Regions from separate parts of the Homo sapiens genome. Here regions 2 and 3 are each linked to region 1. The links are chromatin loops, found by intact Hi-C in ENCODE. Cell type or tissue: Caco-2. All regions are shown on one strand. Links, peaks and the distances in the headings refer to the core of each region. The heading gives the core; the rest is flanking DNA.

Region 1 (5,714 bases), core at 473-5,472:
TTTTCATTATGTAATATCCATCTCTAGGAATTTTCTTTGCTCTGAAGTCTGTTTTATTTGATATTAAGATGGCCATTCCTGCTTTATTTTGATTAATGTTTGCAAGGTATTTAGACTATTTGTTGTGAACATAATTATTGATACATGAAGGCTAAGTCTGCCTTTTTATTTTTTTTTCTGTTCATTCTCCGTAATTTTAGTTTCTCCATTTTCTTTGCCCTGCCTGCCTGTGGGTGACTGGAGCATTTTTTAAAAATTCATATTGATTTATTTATAATGTTTTGAGTACATTTCTTTGTATAGCATTTTCAGTGTTTTCTCTCAGTAATATATTATGTATACATAATTTATTTAATAGTCTTCTGACATTACCACTTTACATGCTTGAATGAAGTGTAGAAGCATGTCCTCCCCTTTACATCTCTTTACATTTACAATCCCCTTTACATTCCCCAGTTTACAATATAAATGTGTTAAATATTTCCTCTACATATGCTGAGACCACACTAGATAACAGTATAAATTTAGCTTCAATTATCAAAATACAAGAAATTTCAAGAGGAAAGAGAAAGTCTACTGCATTAACCATGCTTTTGCTTACTGTTTATTGTTTCTTTTCTGTTTTCAGAGCTTACTATCATCTTTTTTTAGGGTATATCTAAATTCCTTAGTATTTCTTCATTGGAGAATGTCTTGATTACCCATTCAATACTGAAGGATATTATTATTGGACATAGATTTATGGGTTGTCACTTCTTTTCCTTCAGCACTTACAAAATGCTAGGGCATCGTCAGTTTCTGATGATAAATCTGTCATTCTAATTTTTTTTTTCCTTTGTAGCTTTTGTTTCTCTTCAGCTGTTTTGAAGAAGTTTCCTTTTTCTTTCATTTTCAGAAGGTTGATTACAATGTGTTTTGGAGTGTGTTTCTTTGTGTCAATTATGTTGGTGTTTGCTCCTCTTCTTGAATCTAAATGTTTATGTCTTTTGCACAATTTGGGAAGATTTTAGTCATTATTTTTCCCAATACTTTTCCAATCCTGCCCTCTTTCTCCTGGGAATTTGTTGGCATAAATGTTAAAGCTTTTGTTATAGTGCCACAGTGATTTCTATTGTTTTATATTTGTAAGCTATTTTTTCCCTCTCTCTTCTCCACCTTACTGTTGAACCTATCCATTGAGTTTTTTGGGGTTTTTATGTTACTGTATTTTTCAGTTCTAAAAATGTCACTTTGTTCTTCTTTATGTTTTATATTTCTTTGTTGAGACTTTCTATTCATTTTCTGAGATTTTCTACATTATCATTTGTTTCAAGTGTATTGTAACTGCTCACTGAAATGTTTTTAGGACAGGTGCTTTAAGATCCTTATCAGATAATTCTAACATGGGTGTTATCTCAGTATTGGCATCTGTTTATTTTCTCTTCTCATTCAAGTGGATATCTTAGTATGGAAAGTGATTTTTGATTAAAAGTTGGATACTCTGGATCTTATTTAAATCTTTTGTTTTAGCAGTCCTCTACCACTCTCTTGGATGGAAGAGGGACAGTAGAAGTCCAGTTTCTCCACTGTCTCTTGACATCCAGTTTGGAGAAGGGCTGTTTGTTACTGCTGTTTAGAGGTGAAAGTTTGGCCTTCTCTCTGGGCCTATGCTGATTCCATCCTAGCTGGTTGAGGTAGAAACTCCTAGTTACCACTGGTAAGGGTAGAAGTCATGGTTCTCCATATGGTCTTCACTGGGAGAGGTCTATTTTCACTGGGGATTAAAGTCCTTGCTCACAACTGGTCCTTCTCTGGGCATGGGGTGGTGGTTCCTTTGAAGCTTGGTGAGAGTGGAAGTCTAGGCTCTCCATTTGCAAGCCTAAGCTTCTGACTAGCTGCATCGTTATGACAGCTGGCATTCTACTGTACTAAGGTGTCTCACTTTCTAGCTAGCTTCTGATGCTTTTGCCAAAAAAAAAAAAAAAAAAAAAAAAAATTGCAACATATTCCCTTCTCCTTTCCAGACTTTACCTGGGACATAGTGGGAAAAGGAATACCTTTGCAGGCAGACCAACAAAATGTGGCAATTTCAAGCTGCGTGGCTGTGGGAAAATCACTCAAATTCTCTGGGCCTCTATTTCCCCAGCTGTAAAGGAGGAGTAGGAAGCTCACAGGACTCTTGCTGAATGAGCAAAAGTAGGTCAAAGGGCCTGGCACACAGGGGCGGGAAGGGACTCAATAAATGATAGTTCCCTTCCTTTACCTCTCCTGTAGAAAGAGAGATGCAACCCCTCAAGAAGAAGAAGAAACCAAGGTGCTTTACCTACCACCACTAATCACCATGTGTAGGTCTCATCCAGCACTCTAAGGGTTAAATCTCATGATCAAAGTCTTATTTCTTAAAGAAACACACTTGACATCTTCCACCTTGGGTTCTCAGAAAACACTCCAGGGAGAGAGCTTGACCCAGGCCACTCTCAGAGTGAGAGCAAAAGCCAAAGCAGGGGCTCACGCTGAGAAGGCGAGGTGAAGAAAGACCTTGTGCCAGCCCACACAGCCCGCCTGGCGCTATTGTGTTCTGAGCAAGGACAATATCATCGCTTTGCCAAAAGCTGCTCCAGGAGCAACCGTGTAGCGGACTCCACTTCGGCAACTCCCACTTTGCCAGCCCGCCTGTCACCTCCAGCTCCTCAGAGCAGCTGTCGCGATCCCACCATCAGCGCAGCGACCGCGTCCCCAGTCCCCATTGCTCCCATCCCCCTCCCAAGCGCGGGATAGGAAGGAAGAAAGTGGCGAGTGAGTGAAAGGAAAACGAGCGCGCGCCATTCTCCCAGCTCCGCCCGCTGAGATTCCTCTGCAACCCCCAGTTGGCAGCCCCTGGCAGCAGCCACCAGCCCCGATGCGCTAGACTTGGCTCTCAAAAGCCTTTCCCGAACTCCAGGTTCTGAAGTTGAACAAGAGACTGGAAAAAAATCCCGACTCCTAAAGAGCAAGGAGCCAAAGACACCTTGGGGCACACAAGTACTTTTAAAAAACGTGTCCATGAATGCAGAGCCCTGACCTCCACCTCGAGAAGAATAAAACTGTCTTGGTACCAAACCCGTGTTTCTTCATCTTTGCTTTCTCAGCCACATCTGGCAAGAGGTCTCTCTCTCTCTCAACTCTCCTCAGCGCCCCTCCCATCCTCACCTCTCCGGCAAGTCTGTGGTGAATGGGCCCCTTTCCAGCTCCTCTAGACAAACAGCCCAACAATAGATAATTAGCCCTCTCCCGCAACGAAGGGTTGGAGAGGGGCGGGGAGGGGGACAACGTGCCACTTACCTGATCTCTTTAATGCTTTCCAATTTGCACATGATTTCTTGCTCATCTGCCATACTTTTCACTGTCAATTTCACGTCCCGAGAGATGTACAAATACACCAGCCAAGGGATACAATAGACACAATGTAGCCACCTCCTCCGGGCTTGGGGCTATGAGCCTGTGCGGTAGGGGCTTGGAGAGGCCTGGGAGCTGTAGTCCGGAGCTTCAGGGCCAGCCAGGAAGCCCGGGGGCCTGTAGGACTACAACTCCCAGAAGGCCAAGCGAGACATGCCTGTTTCCCTTCCTGCAGCCGCACTTTAAATCAATTTGTTATAGATAATTATGTCAAAGGTTGTGAAGAGTGCAAAGGAATGGGGATATTCGTCTGGCCCGTGTGTGGGAAAATGGAGAAAAAAATATTCCTGAAGGCAATTGGAGAGATGAGAGACATACCCATTCGCTCCCTTCGGGGGCCCTCGCACCTACCCACCCGCAAAAGATTAGCGGTAGTCGCTAATTACGCCTTGGGGATGGAAAGAAACCCTGCAGGGAAAGTAGCTTTGGAGACGTTGAATGTGCTAGCTGCTGCCTGGGGACCAGTAACTTTGGCATTCAATTTAGGGTGGGGCGGGGGTGGGGAAGAGGAGGATGGGAGGAGGGAGATGCTGCAAAAGCTGGGGGAAAGGAGAGTGGGTAAGTACTTCCAGCTACTTACCCATTCAACAAACAATTACTTAAGCTCGGACTTTGCCAGTCAATGGAAGAAGTACTGTAGGAGTCACCGGGCAAGGCAGATAAATAAAAGCAAATCCTTGCCTTTGAGGAACAGAAGAGGCTGAAAATTTACCTATTAATTACAGTACAGTGTGGTGTCAAAATACAGGAATAGATAAGGTGTAACCTGTGCAGAGAAGATGTAAATAGGTCTCAAGAGTGACTAAGAATTTGTCAGACCATAGAGGAGAATGGGCTCTCCAGGTGAGGATACAATAGAGAGAGAAAGGAAAGGATGAGTGGTTCAGAGTGCCTGAAATATAGGTTTCTTATATGAGGTGTAGAGGTGGAAAAAAGAAATGGGAGATGTAGTATTTAGAAAAGGCAGGTAGGAACCAGACTATGAAATACGTTAAATGTCAGACTAAAGGGTTTGGACTTAATCCTGTAGGCAGACATTTATCTAATAAACTTTTAAATTAATTAATTTATTTATTTATGAGACAGTCTCACTCTGTCGCCCAAGCTGGCGTGTAATGGCACAGATCTCGGCCCACTGCAACCTCCTTCTCCTGGGTTCAAGCAATTCTACTGCCTCAGCCTCCCGAGTAACTGGGATTACAGGCGCCCACCCACCATGCCCGGCTAATTTTTGTATTTCTTAGTAGAGATGGAGTTTCATCATGTTGGCCAGACTGGTCTTGAACTCCTGAGCTCAAGCAATCCACCCGCCTCAGCCTCCCAAAAGTGCTGGGATTACAGGCATGAGCCACTGCGCCTGGCCCTAATAAACATTTTTTAAGTGCTTATTCTGCACCAAGTAATGTTTAATTATTTTATGTTTCAAAGCACGGTAGTGATAAGGATGGAGGAATATTTTAGAGAGGGACTCTGGAAGCAAAGTGGAGAATGATTAGAGGACATGAGACCAGGTAAGAGGCAGTTACTCAGCGTGCACAAACAGGCCTAGAGAGCTGGACGTTGGGCAAAAGGAAGATGGTGACTCACTCCCAACTAAAAGTGAGTCAGAACTCTCTCTGAGTTTGTGCTTTCTTTTATTGAGCTTCAGTTTCCTCATCTGAAAAATGTACCTAGTGAGCCCACCTCAGAGGCTTGTTGGGAGGCCTCTATGAGATCATTCCCATGATCATGCTGAATACAGGGCTTGGTATTTTGTAGGAGCTTGAGAAGTTTGTGGAACATGAATCTCATGTCATTCTGGATGTCCACAGTGATTTTAAGCATTCTCCAGGGAAGAAATTAAAGCCCTTCTCTTCTTTGGATCCAAGATGTAATAACTTTCTTAACCATAAAATTCTCCCTGGTGTCTACATTTTCCTATTGTCTTGAAGGTTGCTATCTTGTACAGCCACTAGTTGGTATTTAAAGAACATTGAGTTGGTTAGTCACAAAGCCTGTGGATCCAGAGCCAAGAACTGGCCCCAGCTCTGTCCCGTAAGGGGAGGAGGTAAGCAACAAGCCTGCGTTAAGTGCCTGACATGTACTGGCTACTGTGCTGAGTCTGATATGTACAATCTATCATTTCATCCTCACAACCACTATGAAGGGGGCAAGTAGATTCATCCCCTTTTAGAAGGAAGAAAACTGACTCAGATAGGGAAAGTTGTTTTGCCATGTCCACACAATAAGTTATAAAGCTAGAGCCTGTGCCCAGTTTGGACCAAGTTACTTGCAGATTAATGAAGAGAGTGTGTCTGGAA
Region 2 (5,714 bases), core at 314-5,313, 220 kb after region 1:
ATTTCTAGTTTTATTCCTTTGTGGTCACATAAGATAGTTGATGTAATTTTAAATTTTGTGAATGTTTTAAGACTTGGTTTTGACCTAATATATGGTCTATCCTTAAGAATTATCCATGTGCTGAGGACAATCATGTCTATTCTGCAGCCTTTGAATGAAATGTTCTGTAAATATTTGTTAGGTCTTTTTAGTCGATAGTGCAGATTAACTACAATGTTCGTTGATTTTCTGTCTGAATGATCTGTCCAGTGCTGAACTTCGGTTGTTGAAGTCTCCAGTTATTATTGTATTGTTGCCTGTCACTTTAGCCCTAATAATTTATTGCTTTATATATCTGGGTACTCCAGTGTTGGATGCATATATATTTAAAATTGTGATATCTTCTTCCTCAACGAATCCTTCATCATTATATAGTGACCGTCTTTATCTTTTTTGTAGTTTTTGTCTTGAAATTTATTTTATCTTCAATAATTGTAGCTACTCTTGCTCTTTTTTTGTTTCTATTTGTATGGAATATCTTTTTCCTTTATTTTCAGTCTAGTGTGCCTTTAAAGATGCAGTGTATTTGTTGTAGTGAACAGATCATTGGGTCTTTTTTTTTTTAATGCATTCAGCCACTCTGTCTTTTTAATGGAGAGTTTAATCAAGTTCCATTTGATGTTATTATTGATGAGTAAGGGTTTACTTCTGCTATTTTGTTATTTGTTTTCTGGTTGATTTGTGGTCTTCTTTCTTTTCTTTCTTCCTACCTGTCTCCTTTTCAGTGGAGGTGATTTTCTGTGGTGTTATGCTTTAATTTCTTACTTTTTACATTTTGCATATCTTTGTGGGTTTTTTGATTTGAGGTAACCATGAAGCTTGCAAATACCTGTAACCCATTATTTTAAATTGATGACAAATTGGCACTGATTGTATAAACCAACAAACAAGCGAAGAGAACACTAATAAAAACTCTACACTTTAACTTCATACCCTGCTTTTTAACTTTTTGTTGTTTCTATGTATATCTTATTGTACTATCTATGTATATCTTATTGTACTATCTATGTCTTGAAAAGATATTGTATTTTGTTAGGATTCCATCAGGCTGGTGGAAAAAATATTAAAGATAGTTATAGTAATAGTCAAAAGCTCTCTTGGAATGCCTGAGAGTTTGCATAGCTTCAGATTGCTTGGCTGAAAGCAGCCAGGGTCTGTTTGCAGGAGCCAGAAAGATTAGGTTGCAAGTACAAAGGAATGTGGGAAGTCTACCTTACTAACATGTTTACTTATATGGGCTTAAGACTAACACCTTTGTCCTACTGAGTTACTTTACTGCCTCCTACTCAGGGAGTTGGCAGAAGTTTATTGCCCCCAAATGCTGTTTGCTTTAGGCCTGGAACCTGGCCTTTAATCTTTACTCTCTAGTGGTGTTTACTCACAACTTTTGTTAATTAGTCTTACTGAATAAATGCAAGCCTCACTTTTTGATGAGGGCCAAGTCGAACTGTTTACAGAACTCAGCTTGGAGCCTGTAAGTGGCTCAGACCCTCAGCTAGACTGGCAGAGCAGAATATCTGTGTGTCAGCGGACTTTACTCATCCGTCGCTGAATCAAGGGCCTGCAGGAACAGCCCCTTCCCCCCACCCCCCGCAGCTAGTGCCCCCTCGAAAGGTGCGCTGCCTCAGCTGGTGCCCCATGTGAGGACAGCCAGGGGTCTGCAGAAACAGTCCCCCTGCAGTTGGAGCCCCTCGTGAGGCAAGCTGGGAAGGAAGTGTGAGGACCGCCCTCATGAGGAAAGCTATGAAGGAAGCGTGAAGGAAATGCGACTCCCCAAAAAATGAGGGTGAAAAAAGGAACTGCGGGGTCAAGTCAGTGAGTAATCAGTAAGTCATTGGTGCCCACTCGAGGTTACCAAATTCCGGGGGGGATTTTGGGTCAAGCTGAGGTTTTATCATGGGACAACAGTTATTAGCGCAACAGAAACAGTATATAAAAGTGTTGAAGCAGTTGCTTAAGGCTAGCAGAGCATCAGTTTCACAGGCTCAATTATAATGCCAGCTGTTGTAACCCAAAGCCCATGGTTCCCAGAAGAAGGACCACCAGACGTAGAACTCTGGGACCAATGGGGAGAAATCTTAAACAACATCAGGCACAAAGGCAACAGGTCCCAGTAACAGCTTTAATGTTATGGGCTTTAATTGGAGCAGCCCTAGCTCCGTTACACACACAAGAGCCTAAAAAGGGAGATGAGGAGAAAATGTCACCTGCCATATCACCTCCTCTTCCCTCAGCCCTAATATCACCAGGCCAAAATAACAAAGAGGAAACGGAGGTTTTACCGGAGCCTCCTCCTCCAATAGACAGGAAAAAAGACAGAGGATATGCTACAACTATCAGTCCCTGTCTTAAGCAGGCTGAATTAAAAGGATAGCTCTTAGCCTGCCCAGTAATGCAAGAATGGCAAAGCGATCAGGTACCTAAAGGGTTAAGAAAAGGCATTAGAAGCCAAAGCCAAGGCAGAGCAAGCAGTAAGTAAAAAAGAAAGGCTTGGCAGCAGGGAATTTCACAGAAATGGAGCCAGCAAGTGCCCCCAGGAACTCCACCCACAGGGCAGCAGCTGCAACAAAGAGCCTACTGGGGAAAGGCAAAAGGCGCGAGACAAAGTCCACCCCAGCAGAGGCGTGCACTACAGCGTCCGCCCTGGCCGGCAACAGCCACCTGGCGGCTGGGGGAGGGAGCCAGCACAGGCAAAAAATGGCACAGGAAAAAAGCTGCGCCTTTACAAACCTAAAGCAGCCGCCGCCCAGGGACCCGCCTGCTCAGCTCTCTAGCTCTGCAGGCAACCCAAGGCAAAATCTCCTGTGCTCCTTGTTTACAAGCGACATCCCAGATTATAAATATCTGCTAAAATTTAAGTAAAATGTAAGAATTTGAAAGACCTCTTTCTAATAATGGCCACTGTTGTTATCTGTCTCCAAATTCAATTTAAGTAAAACAACCTCTAAAGGGAGAGACATTACAAAAGGCCAATGAGTTAATTAAGGACTAATTAAAAGCAAACTTTGCTCCCCAGTGAGAAAAGTTTCCTAATTACAGGGTTATTCATTTTATGGGTGATATTCTACTAACAGCCCTTGGAATTTACCTATTTATGTCATTCCCCAAAAGTCTAGTAAATGTTTTACCTACAAAAATAGTTTACTCTCCCATACCTAATGTGTTAACACTGTTTACTGATGGGTCTGGTAAACATGGAAAAGCCGCAGTCTGGTGGAGACCACACAATTCAATCACTCGATCTAGGTTTACTAGCACTCAGAGAGCTGAAACTGGGGCTCTGATTCTGGTCTTGGGAACTTTTTCCACTCAGCCCATAAATATGGCTAGTGACTCTGCATATTCTGTTTATTTACTACAAAACCTTGAGACAGCACTGATTTAGTCCAGTCTGGAGCCAGCCCTGTTCACTCTTTTTCTCCAACTTCAGCAATTGCTAGATCAACGTACACATCCGTTTTTATTACACACATTCGATCCCGCAGCTCTCTGCCTGGACATTGGCTTATGGCAATGATTAAGCCGACCTTCAGGTTATGACATCACTGCTAGACCAAGCCACCCAATCGCATCAATTTTTCCACCAAAATTGGAGAAACTTATCTAAATAATTTCAACTTACCAAGAGGCTGGCAAAACAAATTATCCTACGATGCCCAGATTGCCAGCTCACATTATTATTTTTTATTGGATTATCTGACTTCCGACTCAAGACATGAATAGTTTACACATTATATTTACAGTTTTATAGCATTCTGTGTTTTTCTGTGTACTTACTATTATCAACAAGTTTTTGTACCTTCAGATGATATCTTTATTGCTGATTAACATCATTTTCCTTCAGATTGAAGAATTCCCTTTAATATTTCTTGTAGGATAGGTCCAGTGTTGATGAAATTCCTCAACGTTTTTGAGTGTGGGAAAGTCTCCATTTCTTCTTCTTGTTTGAAGAATATTTTTGGTGCATATACTATTCTGAGATAAAAGTTTTTTTCGACAGATTTTTAAATATATCATGCCACTGTCTCCTGGCCTTTAAGGTTTCTACTGAAAAGTCTGTTGCCAGATGTGCTTTTGGGATCCTTTCTTTATGTTTGACCTCCATGAGTTTGAAAATCAAATGTCTTGAGGTTGTCTTCTTTGGATTAAATTTGCTTGCTGTTCTATAACCTTCTGGAACTTGGATATTGATTTCTTTCTCTAGGTTTGGGAAGTTCTCTGTTATTATCCCTTTTAATAAAGTTTCTACACCAATCTCTCTCTCTGCCTCCTCTTCAAGACCAATAACTTTGTTTTTTCTTTTTGAGACAGTTTCACTCTGTTGCCCACACTGGAGTGCGATGGCATGATCTCAGCTCACTACAAGATCAGCCATCCAGGTTCAAACGATTCTTATGCCTCAGCCTCCTGAGTATCTGAGATTACAAGCATGCATCGTCACCTCACCCAGATAATTTTTGTATTTTTAGTAGAGATGCGGTTTGGCCATGTTGACCAGGCTGGTCTCAAACTTTTGGCCTCATGTCATCTGCCCACGTTGGCCCCCCAAAGATAAGACCAATAACTTTTAGATTTGCCCTTAAAAGGCTATTTTCTAGATCTCGTAGGCATACTTAATTGTTTTTTATTATTTTTTTTTCTTGTGTCTCCTCTGACTGTGTATTTTCAAGTAGACTGTCTTCAAGTTCAGTAATTCTTTCTTCTGCTTGATCAGTTCTGCTGTTAAGAGACTATGATGCATTCTTCAGTATTTCAACTGCATTTTTCTTCTACAGAATTTCTCTTTGATTCTTTTAAATATTTCAATCTCTTCATTAAATTTATCTGATAGAATTCTGAATTCCTTTTCTGTGTTATCTTGAATTTCATTGAGTTTCCTCAAGGCAGCTATTTATTTTTCTTCACTTTTATATTAAGTTCAGGGGTACATGAGCAGGATGTGCAGGTTTGTTACATAGGTAGACGTGTGCCATGCTGGTTTGCTGCACAGATCATCCCATCACCTAAGCATTAAGTCCATCATCCATTAGATATTCTTTCTGATGCTCTCCCTAACCCCACCTCCCCCAACAGGTCCCAGTCTGTGTTGTTCTCCACTATGTGTCCATGTGTTCTCATCATTCAGCTCCCACATATAAGTGGGAACATGCAGTGTCTGGTTTTCTGTAACTGCATTTGTTTGCTGATGATAATGGTTTCCAACTCCAACCATGTCTCCGCAAAAACATGATCTCATTTTTTTTTTTTTTTTGTAGCTGCAGTATACCATGGTGTATATGAACCACATTTGCTTTATCCAATCTATCATTGATGGACATTTAGGTTGATTCCATGTCTTTGCTATTGTGAATAGTGCTGCAATGAACATATGTGTGTGTATATCTTTATAATGGAGTGATTTATATTTCTCTGGGTATATACCCAGTAATGGCATTTCTGGGTTAAATTTCAAATGATATTTCTGCCTCTAGGTCTTCGAGGAATCACCACACTGCCTTCTACAATGGTTGAACTAATTTACACTCCCACCAATGGTGTAAAAGCATTACTTTCTCCACAACCTCTCTGGTATCTGTTATTTTTTGACTTTTTAATAGCCATTCTGACTGGTGTGAGATGGTATCTCATTGTGGTTTTGATTTCCATTTCTCTAATGATCAGTGATGTTGAGGTTC
Region 3 (5,714 bases), core at 314-5,313, 57 kb before region 1:
CTGTTGAATTCCCTGACAAGCACAGAGACAGATTAGTGTACAGGATATTATTTAGAGAGCCCTTGGCCTTTATATCCCTGAATCAGTCATTTGACACCCAGTTCTTGATTTCAGTTCCAAAGTTATTTCAACCACTCTCATCATCAAGCCATTCTGAAAGGGAGAAAGGTTTTCTTAAAAATGATCATGGAGAAGAAGTAGAAAAAAATGAGCTCTGGAGTTGGACAAAGCTGGCTCCAAATCCTGCAATTTCCTCTTACTAGCTGTTTAACTCTGAAAAAGCTTTTAAGTTTTTGGAGGTTCAGTATCCCTTTTTTTTTAAAATGGTGATAAGAATACTTAGCTTGTAAGGTATTTTGGAAGTCAAATACAATCATTTATATTAAGCAACTTGCATAGGTACCTGGCACAGAGTAGGTGCTAAATAAATGGAAATTATTGTGATAATTAGGTAAATTATTGTCCTTGGTGCCTGGCTTTCTCATTTGTAAGGTGGAATGAATAAGAGCAAACAAGAGCTACCCAGAAAGGTAAATGACATTACATCTTTTGTATTATCCAATACACAGTAGATACTCAGAATTTACTCCAATGAATGCATGTTAAAAGGATTTGTACAGACACAACACTCTTACTTTCAAAGAGCAGAGGAACATTTTATATAGTGAACACATACACACTGTGGCAATGTAAAACTACTTAAGGAAGGAAAAATATCCCCCTCCCCAGCCAGGTACTGAGACCTGGGGCTAAAATTTTTTGTCAGTCAGCCCCCATCCCCATCCCTTATCTTCGAGTGACCTTACCAGGAAACCTGGCTTTGGTGGAAAGGAGAGCTGTGGGGCTTGGGGAGCCTGATGCCTTTTCTTTTGGGAGGAAAGGCCACCTGCACAATCCACAGGACAGGAGTGGCCAGCAGCTATCCTGAGCTGAGGCTCCAGAAGAGTTCAGATCCAAGAGAGCAAGGGATGAATGGAAGGAAAGTCCCACCCACCTTCATGTGTAAAGTGATTGGCATTTACTCAAATCTAAATCTACTCCTCTCCTCCCTGCAATATACCATTGAGCATGTGCCAGAGTAATGGTTCTGAACAAAAGCCAACACAGATGTCAGCCTGGGGGCACTCTCAGCCTAAGGAAGCCCCTACAGCCGAGCCCTCAGCCCTAATGACTTAGGCAGTAGGTTAGGCAGGAGATGTAGAGTTGGTCTGGCTCACTGATTTCACTGTGGAAATCTTCTACTAGAATTTGCAAAGACTAGATATTGGGGAAAGGTTCATTGATCTTAAGATCCCAAGACACACAGCCTAGTACCTAAGAATTTTAGTATATGTGGGAGACAGAAGTGGAGAAAGCTAAAGAATTACAGCCATGCCTCCCAAATGATTATGAAAAGGAGGGCTTGTCCAAGCTACCTCTGGGCCTTAAGGATGAGATGAGGGTAGGAGTAGGGGGATACATGCACCCAGCCTGTTGGAGAATCCAACATGAAGACTATTGTCCCTTGAGAACCTAAGGCAAAAGTACAAGGAGGGGAAATACTGGGTCCTTTACCTGAAACAAGATATGGGCCTCCCCTGCCCCTCAGACCCTACAGCTCCTTAGGCTCCAGGCCTCAGGCACAAGAGATAGAGAATCATATCTGAGCCTTTTGCCCTTCCCTTAGCTCCAAACAAGGGCAGGGGTTGAAATGTGAGTGGGAGAGAAGGGATCATCAGACACACTGTTTAGCACCTGAACCACATCTCTTCCTAAACCAGAAATCCCAAGAGCAGAAAGAAATAGGAGCAAAGTGAGAGAGGGGTTGTGCTTCCATCACATTAAATAGGAGACTTCGTGGGGTTGGGCAAGGGTTGTTTCACATCAGGACATCAATGACTCTGGTCAAGGTGAGGGGTTATAATTAGCAAAGCTTCATGTGCTCTCCCTTTCTTTATTCATCCTGCTTCCGTTTCGGCTTTTTGGGGTTCCGGGACCGACTCTTGGCCTTGCAAAGAGGGCATATAGGTGCATTCCGGTGAATTTGCTGGTGACATGACAAGCAGGCCTGGTGAGGGACACAGGAAAAAGAAAGTTAGTAGTCAGATTCTTCCAGGCAACAACTTAGACTTCTGATTCCCCAGGGGCCCAGAAAGCAAAGTGATTTCCCATCAGAAGAGAGCAATAATCAGTGAGTAGACTCAAGTATTCTTGGATGCCATGGAAGATGGGAAGGAAGGACATAACCCAGTTCAGAGAATGGTGTTGAGAAAAAGTATACAAAACTAGAAAGTAAGGCAAAATGAGAACTACACATCTTTTCGTCATTATAATGAAGCATTGTCTAACAGGCCCACTTAAGGACTATTTAATTTTCTAGAACAGGGGTCAACAAACATTTTCTGTAAAGGCCAGGACAGCAAATACTTTAGACTTTTTACATCATATAAACTTGCTGCAACTACTCAATTCTGTTTTGCATGAAAGAAGTGATAGACAATAGCTTGCATGCATGTTGTTTGCAATAGCTTGCAAACACAGACATGCATGTGGGCCAATAAAACTTTAACGAAAACAGGGAACAGATTAGATTTGACCTGTAGGCTGTAATTTGATGACCCCTGCTCTAGAAGAATGTCTCTTTGTTTGACTATTTACCAATTGATTAGGACCCAGGCTCTGTGATGTTACACTGATAAGCTGCAAATGGCTTTTGCCCAGTAGAGATGCAAATTACTTCTGTTTGGAAGAAAAAGTAACTATAAAGTTACAGTTTTATTGTCCTGTGGGATGTAAACCAGTTTTGCATCTAACTTTGCAAATTTGTTTCAGCCTTCCTCTCCTTTCTTGACTATATAGATATTTGTTCCAAATGCTCCTGGAACCAGCTTTATAATCCTGCTGGTTCCCTCATTTATGATACATGCTCATTACATCTTTGTGTAAGAGTCATTTCTAACTTTTAGAATTGCACTCTAGCAGGGCCTGAAAATCTCCCTGCATTCTAACACCTCTGGGAACATGGGGCAACAAAACCTGTGCTGTGTGTGTCCAACACAGCACACCCATGTCACCCCTTCCACTGTGTCACAAGCAAAGGCCATTAAAAGAAGGCCCAGCATAAATAAAGCCAAAGACCCAGAACTAGCCTTCCACGGCCCTTCCATGGGAGGATACTTTGCTTCCTCCACAACCATTACCCAGCTCACTTACCTTCATAGGTGGGGGCTGCTGCCTGAAGGTGGCCGTCTGCCGAGTATCCTGCTTCCTAGCCACTTGGAGCTGTTGGGCGGCAGCGGCTGCAGCGGCCAGGGACTCAGGGATGGGGGGCTCCTGAGGTTCTGTCTGCCATTCTGCTTTCTGCTTCTCAAAGTAACTTTGGAGATGAGAGACACTGGCTAGATCATTCTGAAAGCAATGAGAACCTTGCTCCTCTTAAAGACTCCATGCCATACAACCAAGGGTTGAGCTGTGGCTCATTCTAGAAGGTCCCCACACCTTCCCAAGCACAAGGCTATTGTCCCTGGGTACTAGGCCCAATGTCTGATGAGAAGGGTAATCCTCTTTGTCCTTAGCTCTGATAGGCCAAGAAGACCAAGAAATCTTAGGGCTAGCAAGATCCTTAAAGGGTATTCAGTCCTATCTGCTATCTCATGCTCTTTTGAGTATTCCTATTAAGTGTCCTAAGGCCTCTGGTGACATATCTCTAAGAGTAGGAAGCTCACAAACTCCACAGACACCTTGCTCTACCTTTAGGAAATGATTTCCTCTACCAGGTCAAATTCTGTCTCTCTGCAAGGCAAGCCTAGTTCTTAACTCTGAGCCAGGAGATGAAGTAAGTCCCAGGCCACTTCCTGAAGACCAGGAAAGCTCAGTCTTTTTTGTTTTTAGAGGTTTCTAGATATCGCCTTCTAGACCCTGACTTGGGAAATGATCTCTTAAGAGTTATAGACATAGTCTTGTATTGTCAATATCACACAAAGAATTTAAAAAGCCACCTAGTAGTTGTTCTAATTCATCTAGTAATTCATCCAGTTTAATAATCCTCCTTCTGTTTTAACAAGCTGGCACAGAGACTTGCCCAAGATCACACAGTGAGTAAGCCACTGAAAGGCCTGGGACTAAAACTAGGCACTCTGACTTTCAGGCTAGGCTTTGTGTATGTATACCTGCCCGTGTGTGTGTAGGTATGTAAGTATGTATGTGGGTCGGAGGGAGGGTATGTTGTAGGGACTGGGGGCAGGTAGCTTACTCCAAGGAAAGCTTCTCCTCTTCTTCACACAAGTCAGGGAGCCTCTGCAGGCCCAGAGTCATGCGCAGGGCATCCACATGTTCTTTCAGTGGCTTATACTCATCATGCAGCCTCCTTGTAGACTCTAGCAGCTTGTTTAGGTCATTCTCAGATTGTTTGATAGTGTTTTCCATCTGGAACATAGAGTGGGATAGGCACAGAGAAAAGATCCTAAGGTTCTCAGAGAGGATCTATAGCTGAGTGAATAATAGCACAAGCTCCAGAACTTGTTCAGTCTATATTCAAGTCCTTGATCTCCCATGCCCTCTCCATGTAACTCTGGTCAAGTCTCAGTTTCTTCATCGGTATAATGGTGATATTCTAGTGCTTAACTCATGCAATCTTGGTGAAGATGTAATGATAGGATTCATATAAAGCACTCAGTAAATGGGCTAAATTAATATTTACTGCTAAATAAATGGTATTGTTCAAATATAGTATCTTAGAGCTGGAATGTCCTTCAGAGCTCATTTAGTCCACCTTACTCCCATTTTATAGAAAACTGAGGCTCAAAGAGAAAAAGGGACTTTCCTGGGGAAATACTTCTTAGTATCAAATCCTGCATAAAGACTTAGGGCTTCCGCCTCCCAGGCCAGCAGTCTTTTCTCCTAGATCAGTGATTCTCAAAATGTGGCCAAGGGATCAGCAGCATCAGCATCACCTGGGAACTCAGAAATGCATATTCTTAGGTTCACCTCAGACATACAAAATCAGAAAATCAGGGGTGGAGTCTAGCAATATGTGTCTTAGGCTCTCAAAGTGGCTTTGATGCATGCTCAAGTTTGAGATCCACTGGCTTATATTCTTAGCCCTTCTGGCAAATATCTTCCTCATTTAACTGGCCCTGTATCATTGGTTAGCTGGCAGCCAAACTGTCAACACTTTATGAGATCTAGAATTCTGCGATCTCTAACACAGAAAATCCCAATTGCTTACTGTCCAAACCTCATTCATATTTCCTTTATGATCCTAGGTCTGACAACATCAGAAAATGAGTATTGCCACAGAAATGAGTTTTCCAGAAATATAAACTTAGTTCCTTTGAAAGTAAATTTTAAAAATATATTCTTCATGGTTATGGGTGATAAGGGTTTGAAAAGACCTTACTGGTCAGCACTGCCAACCTCCTTCCTTGTGAAGGAATCATCAGTACAGTAGCTCATACAAGTGTCCATTAAGATGCTGCTTGAATAATTCCAAAGAGGGGAGCTTACCACCTTAGCAGACAGTTCATATTCTGTGTTCCAAGAGTTTCCAAAGGATATATCAATGAGGAAGCTCCACTTTGGTAGCAGGCAGAAATGATTTGTTTGGTCTGACTGAAAGCTTGGAGTGCTTTAAACTACATTCCAGAGGCAGCTGCCTGCTCTGCTTTTCCCCAAGGCTAGCTCTCAACTCCCAGAATCCCAGAATGAGAGCACATCAAATCAGTACATTTAGAGGG

The links. Peaks named below come from ENCODE experiments on the same cell type or tissue, not always from the same donor. Only the 100,000 strongest peaks of a DNase experiment are listed, where the experiment ranks them.
Region 2: it touches region 1 in a loop (3-fold over the local background); 2 of 110 quality-filtered maps call a loop at or near these places.
Region 3: it touches region 1 in a loop (5-fold over the local background); 2 of 110 quality-filtered maps call a loop at or near these places.

Annotation. Positions count from the first base shown.
Region 1 is chrX:64,973,025-64,978,738 of GRCh38, forward strand. ZC4H2 (zinc finger C4H2-type containing) reads right to left here and starts at 3,426. Exons shown (of 5, transcript NM_018684.4): 1 at 3,301-3,426. The coding sequence starts at 3,353. RefSeq lists an enhancer at 2,946-3,489. In Caco-2, for the core only: no CTCF peak of the experiment used is centred there; a DNase peak (open chromatin) is centred at 3,487; H3K4me3 peaks cover 1,851 bases.
Region 2 is chrX:65,194,504-65,200,217 of GRCh38, forward strand. All of the region lies in intron 2 of ZC3H12B (zinc finger CCCH-type containing 12B), which reads left to right. Among named protein-coding and RNA genes, the nearest start is that of ZC3H12B, 160 kb to the left of the region's middle. RefSeq lists an enhancer at 1,913-2,413. In Caco-2, for the core only: a CTCF peak has its summit at 2,701 (motif pointing left); DNase peaks (open chromatin) are centred at 1,318 and 2,648; H3K4me3 peaks cover 1,091 bases.
Region 3 is chrX:64,915,850-64,921,563 of GRCh38, forward strand. ZC4H2 (zinc finger C4H2-type containing) reads right to left here. Exons shown (of 5, transcript NM_018684.4): 3 at 4,232-4,404; 4 at 3,193-3,355; 5 at 1-2,047. The coding sequence ends at 1,934. Among named protein-coding and RNA genes, the nearest start is that of ZC4H2, 58 kb to the right of the region's middle. In Caco-2, for the core only: no CTCF peak of the experiment used is centred there; no DNase peak of the experiment used is centred there.